2 separate regions of the Homo sapiens genome follow, and region 1 is linked to region 2. Evidence: read pairs that join two places in POLR2A ChIA-PET (ENCODE). Cell type or tissue: B cell. All regions are shown on one strand. Each heading gives the region's core, and the rest is flanking DNA. Links, peaks and the distances in the headings are about the cores only.

What was found. ChIA-PET counts read pairs that join two places held together with the same protein. Peaks named below come from ENCODE experiments on the same cell type or tissue, not always from the same donor. Only the 100,000 strongest peaks of a DNase experiment are listed, where the experiment ranks them.
Region 1: POLR2A ChIA-PET joins it to region 2 with 6 read pairs; 8 of 35 experiments call an interaction of 5 or more read pairs at or near these places.

Annotation. Positions count from the first base shown.
Region 1 is chr7:7,986,172-7,991,558 of GRCh38, forward strand. The region is part of intron 1 of GLCCI1 (glucocorticoid induced 1); the gene reads left to right. Among named protein-coding and RNA genes, the nearest start is that of GLCCI1, 20 kb to the left of the region's middle. In B cell, for the core only: no CTCF peak of the experiment used is centred there; no DNase peak of the experiment used is centred there; H3K27ac peaks cover 897 bases.
Region 2 is chr7:7,928,620-7,934,006 of GRCh38, forward strand. No RefSeq gene overlaps it. Among named protein-coding and RNA genes, the nearest start is that of GLCCI1-DT, 37 kb to the right of the region's middle. In B cell, for the core only: no CTCF peak of the experiment used is centred there; no DNase peak of the experiment used is centred there.

The DNA.
Region 1 (5,387 bases), core at 200-5,199, 58 kb after region 2:
ACTCTCTTAGTACAGGAATTCGTATTCAATTTACATGCTTTGAAAAAGTGACCTAGTGTGGCCAGGCACAGTGGCTCCTGCCTGTAATCCCAGCACTCTGGGAGGCTGAGGCAGGCGGATCATGAGGTCAGGAGATGAAGACTATCCTGGCTAACACGGTGAAACCCTGTCTCTACTAAAAATACAAAAAATTAGCCGGGAGCAGGGGGAGGGGGGGGTGGCAGGCACCTGTAGTCCCAGCTACTCAGGAGGCTGAGGCAGGAGAATGGCATGAACCTGCTAGGCGGCGCTTGCAGTGAGCCGAGATCACACCACTGCACTCCAGCCTGGGCGACAGAGCGAGACTCTGACTCAAAAAAGAAAAAAAAGAAAAAGTGACCTAGTGTATTTTTCTGTGTTACTGAGAATAAAACTAATAAAATTCAACAAATTTTACTCTATATAATTGCAAGTTTGAGTCATGTGTTTTAAAGATTCATATGTAATATATGATTAGAAGCATAGTTATGAAGGTAAGAGTATTGAATGATTTAAATTTACACTCAGAGACTTGGTACAGAAATGGAGTTGGTTTCTTCACTTATTGGCATGATGGTTCCAGCCTTTATGGTTAAGAGATATTCAGACCTAGAGTGTCATTGGATTGAGTTCTTACTTCCTACTAGCATAATCTTTGACTTTTTCTCCTCACTCATTTCTCCCATCCTTCTGGTCACTATATCTTGTCTTACCTTCTCAGAATTATCTACTGAACATGGTGGGGTTTTTTTGCATTCTTTCCATGTCCTAATTATTACTTCTTGCTTGGACTTTTGGAATTGTCACCTCTTAAGTCTTTTCCCATGCCAGTTGTCTTGCATCTTTAATGTAATCATTATACTGCTATAAGTACAGTCTTTCTTTAAAAACAAAACAAAAAAACCCCACAAAAACTGATTTTAATGAAAGATTTCTGTTGGTTCCTTGGTGAATTAGGGGTAAAAGACTCATCTCACTATCCTCCACTGTGTACCTTGTGTTCCTGCCAAACTGAACTCACTTTCTTTGGGTATATTTTTCCTGTCAGGAATACTTGTGCCTCTAATATACATGATTTTTGCCTGAAAACCCTAGCCGTTCTTTGCAAACAGCTTTCCAATATCATGCTTCTCTGCAAAATATTCCTGACGTTTCCAGGTAAAGAGAAGTGTGGCTTTCTTTGAATATTCAAAGCACTGTATTTACACCTTTACATCGTACTGTCACTATTTAAGACACTTGTCATCTCATCTGAAATGTCAGTTTCTTGAGGGCAGGAATTCTGGACTGTTCAGGATCTCATTGCCCACCAAATGTATTTCTCTACTTGAATGTTTCTATTTCACTCTAACAAATTGCCTGACATTTTACTACTTAGAGATCCTTTTGAGTTGACAGTCATTTATTGATTGATGATTGACAGAGTCTCGCTCTGTTGCCCAGACTGGAGTGTAATGGCATAATCATAGTTCACTGTAACCCCAGACTCCTGGGCTCAAGCGATCCTTCCACTTGAGCCTCCCGAGTAGCTAGGACTACAGGTGCATGCCGCCATGTCTGGCTAATTTATTTTTTATTTTTTATTTTTTTTAGAAATGGGGTTCCACTGTGTTGTTCAGGCTGTTCTGGCCTCAAGTTATCCTTCCGCTTTGGCCTTTAAAAGAGCTGGGGTTGCAGGAGTGAGCCACCATTTTATTTTTTAAAATGCGTATCTCTGAAAAGATATCCTTGAAACTCACTATCTTTGTATGAATTAGTTCAATTAGATTATTTTCCTCATGATATTAAATTGAGAACAACAGTACCAAGATAATGGGAGTCTTCTTGGAGATGAGATGGGAGTGACGGACATAATGCTTTTTGGGGAGAGTAAGTAGTAGTCTTTCAGTAAGATGATGTTTGGAATATGAGAATATAGTCTTTCATCTCCATATGGCCCCAAATCCCAAAACCTAGAACTAAGGCAGCACTGGAGTCTCTGTTGATAAGAGTTTACAGTTTACAATAAGGTTTTTGTGGTTAAGTCTATGTTAAAAGGATCCAGAAAGTTCAACTAGTGTTACGTGTTTTAATGCTGATGAGCAGAGTTTTTTGTTTTGTTTTGTTTTGTTTTGTTTTTTACTATCAGGTGTATTGTTATTAGTAGATACTTAGTATCATCAGTGTGAAATTACATACCACCTTGCTTTGACAAATCTTAAGAACTTTCGAATAAGTTATGGGAGTCCTGACCATCCTTTAAGGAAAACAGTGCACTCCTCTAAAAGCCTATTCAAAGAGGTCACATTGAGGAATTATATATGTTTTCTAGTCTTTTTGAAGTACTTTTTTTTAATGTCTTCGGAGAATTTCATTTAGAATACTCTTGGAGTGAATCTGTCTTTTAGGGGTAGATACGACTTTTGAAAATAACCAAATGTCATTAAGAACCTAATGTGGAGAGTAAGGTAGGTGATTAAGTTAGATTATCTTATTTATGGTGACAGATGATGATGCTTATGCAATGAGAGTCACTTTAAAATTTGGACAGACTGTCTCCAAGAGTAATTTAGACAAATAGAGTTATTAATAATACAAAAAGTCTTCTATAGTAGACTCCTATATGTTCACCTAATCCTCTTTTCTCTCCCTCTTGTGCCTACTTCTAGGCTGTAATTTCTGGCCCCCTTTGCAGTTCTGTATTTTTTTCTTTGCTGACCTCTGCTGCAGTTAGATAAGGCTAAATGATAAAGAACACTTTCATCCTTGTTCAACTTAAAAATTCTTATGTGGTCCTCCTCATTCTTTCTTTTCCCTCATCTGCCAACTGGATGCAGAGAATCTAGTAAAGGACTCTGACCAAGGTCCTAATGGAATGGTAGAGCCATGAGATGAATGAAGTCTGAATCCCTAAATGATCAAGTAAAAAGCAATCTGTCAGTCAGAAAATACATATTGGGCTTTTATTGTGATAAGGCACTAATTTTTTATAAAAATAAAGCTATAATTTTAAATTGTAGCGGCTAGCATTACCACCCTTACTGTACTTTAGAGTTTGAAGAAGGTAGTCCACTAGCTGATGCTATTGGAGCCACCTTGAAAATTAACCTTGGGAGTTCCTCTCTTTCCTTATCTAATCTGTCACATTGGCAAGTATGGTTAATTTGTGTTGGCAGTGCATCTGTCAATGCAAGAGACACTCCATCAACCTGTTCTATTTTTGTGTTTGTAAAATGTCAGAGCATAGAAATCATGGTCTTTTATATAAATGAGGAAAATAGAATGACAATTGGACCTGAATTCAAGTTGTTTTTTTCACTGTCTTGTACTTTATTCACAGTGATTTTAGATGAGCCTCACATAAAGAATATTAACGAGAAATATGGAGCTATTCTACTTGAGGCTCTTCCCAAAAGTCTGCTTTGGTAAAGAGGTCTAGAATACATGCCAGGCGATTTTAAATTTTTGAATATTTATTTCATAGTAAAGGCTAAGGAGACCACTTGTGATAGCCACAAGTTTAACAACTGTTTTGTAAGTAGATATACTAGGTGTCAGATAAATGAAAATATGACAACATTCTTGCCTTTTAGGAACATACCTCCTGGTAGATAAGTCTTGCATTAATCATTTAAGTGCAAGGTAAACATATTTTGATTGTTAGTTTTTTTCCTCTCCTGTCTCATTCTAAAGTGAAAGTAAAATAGCTGAGATATAGGTGAAAAGAGAGACAGATACAAGTGTGTGATCTCCATGAGAAATAAGTGAGCTACATTACTTATAATGCTCCGAACATGCGTAGTTCAGTTCTTGTCACCTGTTAATACTAAACACATAGAAAGGATTTTAAAAATGTAATCAGAAGTGAAGGGAGAGAGAAAGGAGAGAAAAAATCCACTGGAGCTATCTGGCTTGGTGTGGTTTTGTTTTCCTCCTACTTTGAGATGAGTCCAGTACATCTGGAGGTATTATTCAGTTTTGTATTCCAAATGCCCCAGCTATTCTAGGTATTGTTAATGATTCAGGCTGTATCTAAAACTATCATCTGAGATTAATTCACTCATTTCTTGGGCACTTAGGGTGAACAGTGCTCTTTGTTTGTTGAGGAGAAAAAAATTAAATACAGTAAACACTAAAACTTTGTGACTGTAGTCTGTATCGCCTGGACAGTGCCATTTTGACTGAAGCACAGTTCAATCGGTAATATCAATTGACTCTTTTTGACAAAGATAATAATGCCCAGTTTTGTGGCTATTTTAGAAAATAAAGCATAATGCTATCCTCCAATATGTTATGACACTTTGCCCTACACTTGTTTATGCTGCTGGTTGTTTTATTTCTTCAGTTGCTCTCAATCCTTGGCAAAACTTCCTGGCAATCTTTTATGCACAATATTTGTAGAATTGTTGAGGTGAAAGGTGTTCTGTGTATGCAGACATAGACTGGTGTTTTACTGTGTTGTGTTTTACTCGTGGCCTCTACAAAAGTGTGATTTCTGTAAGACATTTTCCTTCAGGATATTTTCTGCTGCTTTTGGCCTTTCCGACTTTATGAAGCACTCAATTTTGGATAAGCTACTGCTTTACAGCTACATATTTGATTCTTTGGTGTCAATATATATGAAAGTAAATGCTAGAATTAACGTCTGTGTTTCCGTATTTCTGAAGCCTTCATTCTGTTGAGTCTGTTTATTCTGGGTTTACTCTAGAAAAGTGTAGCTAGTTGTGTTTCCTAGTAAACAACATATTCACCATTGCTGGATTTGGGGACACATTGTGGGGGTGGGGAGAATACAGCTTGTGAGCTATATTTAATTTACTACATTATTTTGCATTGAGCAAATCAGTGGTATCCAGACATATTTCAGTACAGATTTCTATTTATCATTTGCTTTGCAGCAGTAGATTAGCTTGGCTGGAAATCATACCTTACTCAGGTTAAATAGTTACTCTTTTTCCTAGGCCTTTCCCCTTCATCTCTTCTACATTTAACCATGGATTTAACTCTTCACCCTATTGCTAGACAGTTACGAGCTAATTTGTAGTTATTACATAAGCAAAGTGTTTAAGTGTGTGAATCTTTTGTTTATAAATTGTATGTTAAAATATATTTGGATTAGGAATTCTACTTTTCAGTTTAGATATCATGAGAAGGGCTATTCACTTGTCTAGGAGACTGTTGTGTTTTCTGTATTATATTTAGCTGTTCTTTATTCAAATAGGAAATAAGAATGCAGATAATTTTCCAAGGAAGGATGTTACTTTTCAGAATTAGAGGAATTATAGGCATACACCTATCTAAATACATTTTACATGGCATAATTTGATTGTCCTTTTGTAGAGATTCCATAATATTAATAGCCATAATCAGCTTTTTCTTGGCCTTGAAAA
Region 2 (5,387 bases), core at 236-5,235:
GGCTCTTTTAAACAGCCAAATCCCGTGTGAACTCATAGAGTGAGAACTCACCTGTTATGGTGAGGACAGCATAAAGCCATTCATAAGGGATCTACTCCCATGACCCAAACACCTTTCACTACACCCACCTTCAACATTGGAGATCACATTTCAGCATGAGATTTGGGGGGGACAAACATCCAAACTATATCAGATAGCTTTTCCAGGAATCTGGGTGAAAGATAATTTCCTAGTGCTAGAATATTTTAGTCACTGTGGTATTAGGCAGGGATAATATTAAAATACTTAGCTATTTTGGCATAAACATTGATCCATCAGAATGGATGCAAGCCTTAGCACTAGAGCAGAGTCTTCAGGTGTCTGCTAGACCAGGCTGGATGGGGCACGTGGACCCCAGAGGTGGAGCCAGCACAACAGGAGCTTAGGCCAGCAGTTCTTTAAAACAAATATGGACATATTTCAGTATTTTAGCAACAGATGCTGCTATACCAGCCTAAGAATTAGGTATAGAGAGCCAGGGAAATATCCAGGAGATGATTAGGAAACAGAAGGCTTACGTTTTGGTAATGCGAAAGAATGCCAAAGGGAGGAGTTAATGATTAGGCTCTGGTTTCTGCTTGGGAAACCAGGTAAACTCATGTATGTATTTATTCAATCATATTTGCTCAGCACTTTACATTTAAGACATCTATCTGAGAGACTTGCAATATCAAGTGGGCAATTGGATATATGAGTAAGGAAATGGGGGAATGATCTGGGCTGAAAAAGTAAATTTGTGAGTTTCCAGCATAAAGATATCATTTAAAGCTATAGAGTAGATGAAGTCCCCTAGGGAGAGAAGCAATAGAACCCAGGACAGAGTCCTGAGCAACTCCATCATGTAGTTTGTGAAGAGGAGAAGGAGCCTTTGATGATTGACAAGTATTCCTGCTGAAGGAAGGAAATCAGTCTTGAAAGGTTTCAGAAGATGAGTGGAGAGTATTTCCAGAAGGAGGAGTGAGTGGCTGGCTGTGTTGAAAGCTGTGTAGAGATTGAGTAAGAAAGAGAAGACTGGAGTCTCTGAGGGATTTAGCAACATGGAGATCGTCGGTGACCTTGATAAGGACAATTTTAGTAGGTGGTGAGCGCAGAGGTCGGACTATCTAGAGTTGAAGGTAAATGAGCAGTGGAGAAAGAGAGCTGGTGAGTACAAAACAACTTTTTGCGGTGATGTGGGCTTCTTTGATTTTTATTTAGGGGAGGGACTTGAGCAAGTTTAATTGCAAGTGGGGGAGCCATTGAGGTATTTCGATAGATTCTAGGGGTGTACAAACTAGAGCTCCTGTCTATTTTTGTAAGGAAAATTAGAAGACAGCCACCCTCATTCAATTATGTATTGTTTATGACTGCTTTTGTGCTACAAGGGCATAGTTTAATAGTTGTGATAGAGACCTATGGCCCACAAAACAAAAATGTTTACTCTCTGGCTCTTTATAAAAAAAAGATCGCCAATCTCTGGATTAAGCTAAAATATTACGTGCCCTTGCCCATTTAATTTCCCCCAGGAAACCCAAATAAGTACATATGTATATAAATGCATGCATAAGCACATAAACCAAATAAAGAATTTGTTTCCCAAGGCAAAAGTGCGATGGAAATTCTCTCTAGTCAGTTTACCAATTTATCAACAAAAAAGAGAAAAAGACTTTGCTCTTCTGTCGATAATACACTTATAGCTGTTGTTGACAATAGAAATTAGCCTATTGTAGTCACCACTACATACCCAGTACCTGGTGCTGAGCCTGACACATGGTAGGTGTCCAATACATATTGTTTGAATCAAGGAAGGAAAGGTACCAGGTGCTGTACTACATGATTGCTTGGAGCAAGAAGCAGAGGATCTTTCCTAGATTTGGGTAGATAGCGGAGAATTCCCAAGGTAAATGAGCTTATATGGAGCTATCCCAGTGAGGTTTGTGGAACCTGGAATAAATCACATTCCTTTAGAATTAATTTGAGAGGTGAATGGGGGAATGGGTTGGGGAGATGAAGTCAAAGCTCATGTCAAGAGTAAGCTCAATATGGAAACAAAGTCACAAAGAGGCAGTGTGTAGCTTGGCTGCAAGAAAGGGCCATCCCTGCAGCTCTTTATTTGTTGCGGTGAAACAGCAAATAGAGATGAGCCAAATTTATGTATAGTCCAAGCCAACTTATCCCTCAGGAGTGGGACCAGGAGTTGGTCTGTTAAAAAGTAGGTTAAAGCAACAAGTCAAAAAATGCGATTTTCCACAAACATTTTAACTGAAAAAAAAAAAATGTATATGTCATCAGTTTTCCAATCCTTTGACATAGGGGCAAGGCCTTTTCTTTTCTTTCTTTCTTTTTTTTTTTTTTTAATTGAGACAGGGACAGGGTCTCGCTCTGTCACCCAGGCTGGAGTGCAGTGGTGTGATCATAGTTCTCTGCAGCCTCGACCTCCAGGGCTCAAGCGACCCTCCCACTTAGCCCCCCAAGTAGCTGGGACTACAGGCACATGCCACCACATCTGACTAATTTTTAAAATTTTTTGTAGAGATGAGGCTCATTATATTGCCCAGACTGGCCTCAAACTCCTGGGATTAAGTGATTCTCTTGCTTCAGCCTCCCAAAGTGCTGGAATTACAGGCCTGAGTAACCAGACCTGGCCAGCAAGGCCTTTTCTTTGAGCACAGGACATCACAGAACATCACTCTTGAATAAAGCACAACTCCTACATATTAACTAAGATTTAAAGTATGGATTTCTTTAAAGGAGAGTGAGAGCTTATAGAGAAATGGGAAGAAATCTGAGCACAGCATCCTTCTAGATTTTTTTCCACAATCTTTTTGCAGCTGTATTACTCACACTTTGTGATGCTTTCAACTTGTTTTCATAGAAACAGCTCTTTTGCCTTCACATTTTATTGATTTATATAATATTTAATGAAATCACATCATTATTATAATAAAATACAACTATCATAAACAGATTTAGGAAATAAGAACTGCTTCTCAGGGAGCACATAATTCCTATCAGAGAGTAGCCTGCTAATTTTGTTCTGTGTTGGGGAGCATTATGATACAAAGGGAATAGAGACTCACTGATTCTGGTGAGTCCAGGAAGGGAAAGCAGGTTAAGACTGTTGTCGGCAAGGGTGGTACAAGCACGTTACAGGCAACAGCTGGTGCTCCTTGAGTCACTGACAAGCTGCCAGAACAGCTAGGTCCCCTGAATATTGACCTGGGGCAGCTGTACCAAGTCATCCCACTCTAGGGACCTTGGAGTATTGTGTGTTGGAAAGCATGTATTAAGCACTTGCTGTAGCTGCTTCTGGAATACAGTATGTGGAATAATAGCTGAATCCTCCTAACAATGCAACTTTCAGAGAATTGCAACTGATGAGAAACCAGCCTTGCTTATCCTGTAGCAGATTTAGCTTTGGAAAGTATACTTAAAATTCTCCAACTGCTAGATCTAGACAGAGACGGTAAAATCTCAGTAAACTTATTCTGGCAGCTTGTTACATGGTAACTAACAAAGAACACCCAAAATAGTGGGCAGAAATCACTGAACAATGTAAAAATCAGAGTAGTGGTTAATGTATTACCATGAACTGAGACTGGGGAACCCTCTGTTCTCCATCAAATGCCTACCCAGCTTTCTAACTTATTTTGAGCTAAATTTGGGCTGATAAAAATGATTCTATTCTCTACTACCAATATTTTGGAAAATTATTTCCAATAATGTGGAAACGACAGAAATAAGATTGCCCTGTAAAATCAAGACTAGCATTGATGAAAAATAGGTATTCAGCATCTTAAGAAACAGAATATTTCCAATTTAAGAACATTTACAATATTAAATATTCTATATTGAGATATTTAATGGTAGAAGTTGAAGAAGACTAAAAAGTTCAGATACCTTCTTTGACAGATGTGGATATCAAGACCCAGAAAGGTTACATGATTTAGTCAAGGACCCATAGCCAGTTATGAGCTAATCCAGTTACAACCCAAGTCTCTCAGGTCCTAGTCTAATGTTTTCTCATTATAACACCCTCCTTCTACATGAAATCTTCTGATAAGTTGGTGTCCTTAGTGACCTGGCTACTGTAGCTGAGTCATAAATTACCCCATAACTCAATGATGTAACACAACCATTTAGTATGCTCACTGAGTCTGTGCATTACAGATTTCGCACAGGGCACTGTAGCGCTGGCTTGGCCCTGGTCTTCGCTCCAAGGCTGAGGGCTGGGATTATTTGAAGGCTCATTCACATGTCTGCTAGTTGACCCATCTTGGAAGTCACACAGCATGACTTCCACTCTATTCCTTTTTTGTTGAGGCAATCATAAAGGTCCACCCTAGTACAAGGGGATAGACGCCACTTCTTGATGGGAAGTAGCAAGATCCTCGAAGAGCATGTGAGACCAGAAATATTGCTGTGACTACTTTTGGAAATTACAATTTGCTACAATTAGGAATTAAAAGAATTCTTTGCAAGAAGAAAACTAGAGGGAGAAAAGAGGCAGAAGAACAATAACAAATCATACCTGCAGGCTGAGTGTACCTACTCCCATTTCTCTCCCTCTGGGGAACTTCGCAATCTGTGCTTACTGCAAATTGAATAGGAATAAAGCATTTTAACTCAACATGATTGAAGCTTTTATTTCATTTAACTGTCTAGTTTGGTGTGTTGGAAAGTATGTTTATAAGATATATCCCTAGCATAAAAGCCTTCACAATGAGGAAAAAGGGAGAAATTATTTTAATTGAAGAAATTATTTTTTTAAATAGCTTATATACTAGACTATAAAGAAAACATCAATAAATCTCTTAAAATATGAAGTGCACAGACATATTCTCTGACCACAGAATAATAAAACTACAAATAAAAGTACAAATCAGAACAAAACATTTCAACAAAAATTTCCCACCCACTTGAAAATAAAAAAATATACTTCTCCATATCTCTTGGGCATAAAGAGGGAAATATGATTGCAGTTACAGAATATATAGAAAATAAGAATGAGGACACTACAAAAGTCATGGGATGTGACACAAGTTAGATTTAAGTGGCATGTAAACCAGTGAGGAATGAATAAATGACAACACCAGCAGCAGCAATGGCTGACACTTCATGTGTTGGACACTTGGAGCTTTACACGTATAAATTCAGTTACTCCACACAACAACCTATAGGTAGACACTATTATGTTCATTCTCATTTTCCTCTGAGGAGGAAATTGATGTACAGAAGGAATGAGTGATTGGAGCAACACTGTGCAACTAGCCCCTATCATATGCCAGGCAGTGTCCAGGCACTAAGGTTGCCAAGATGACCCAGGCAGGCAAAGTCCATGCTCTTTGACAGCTCCCCATTACTGCTGG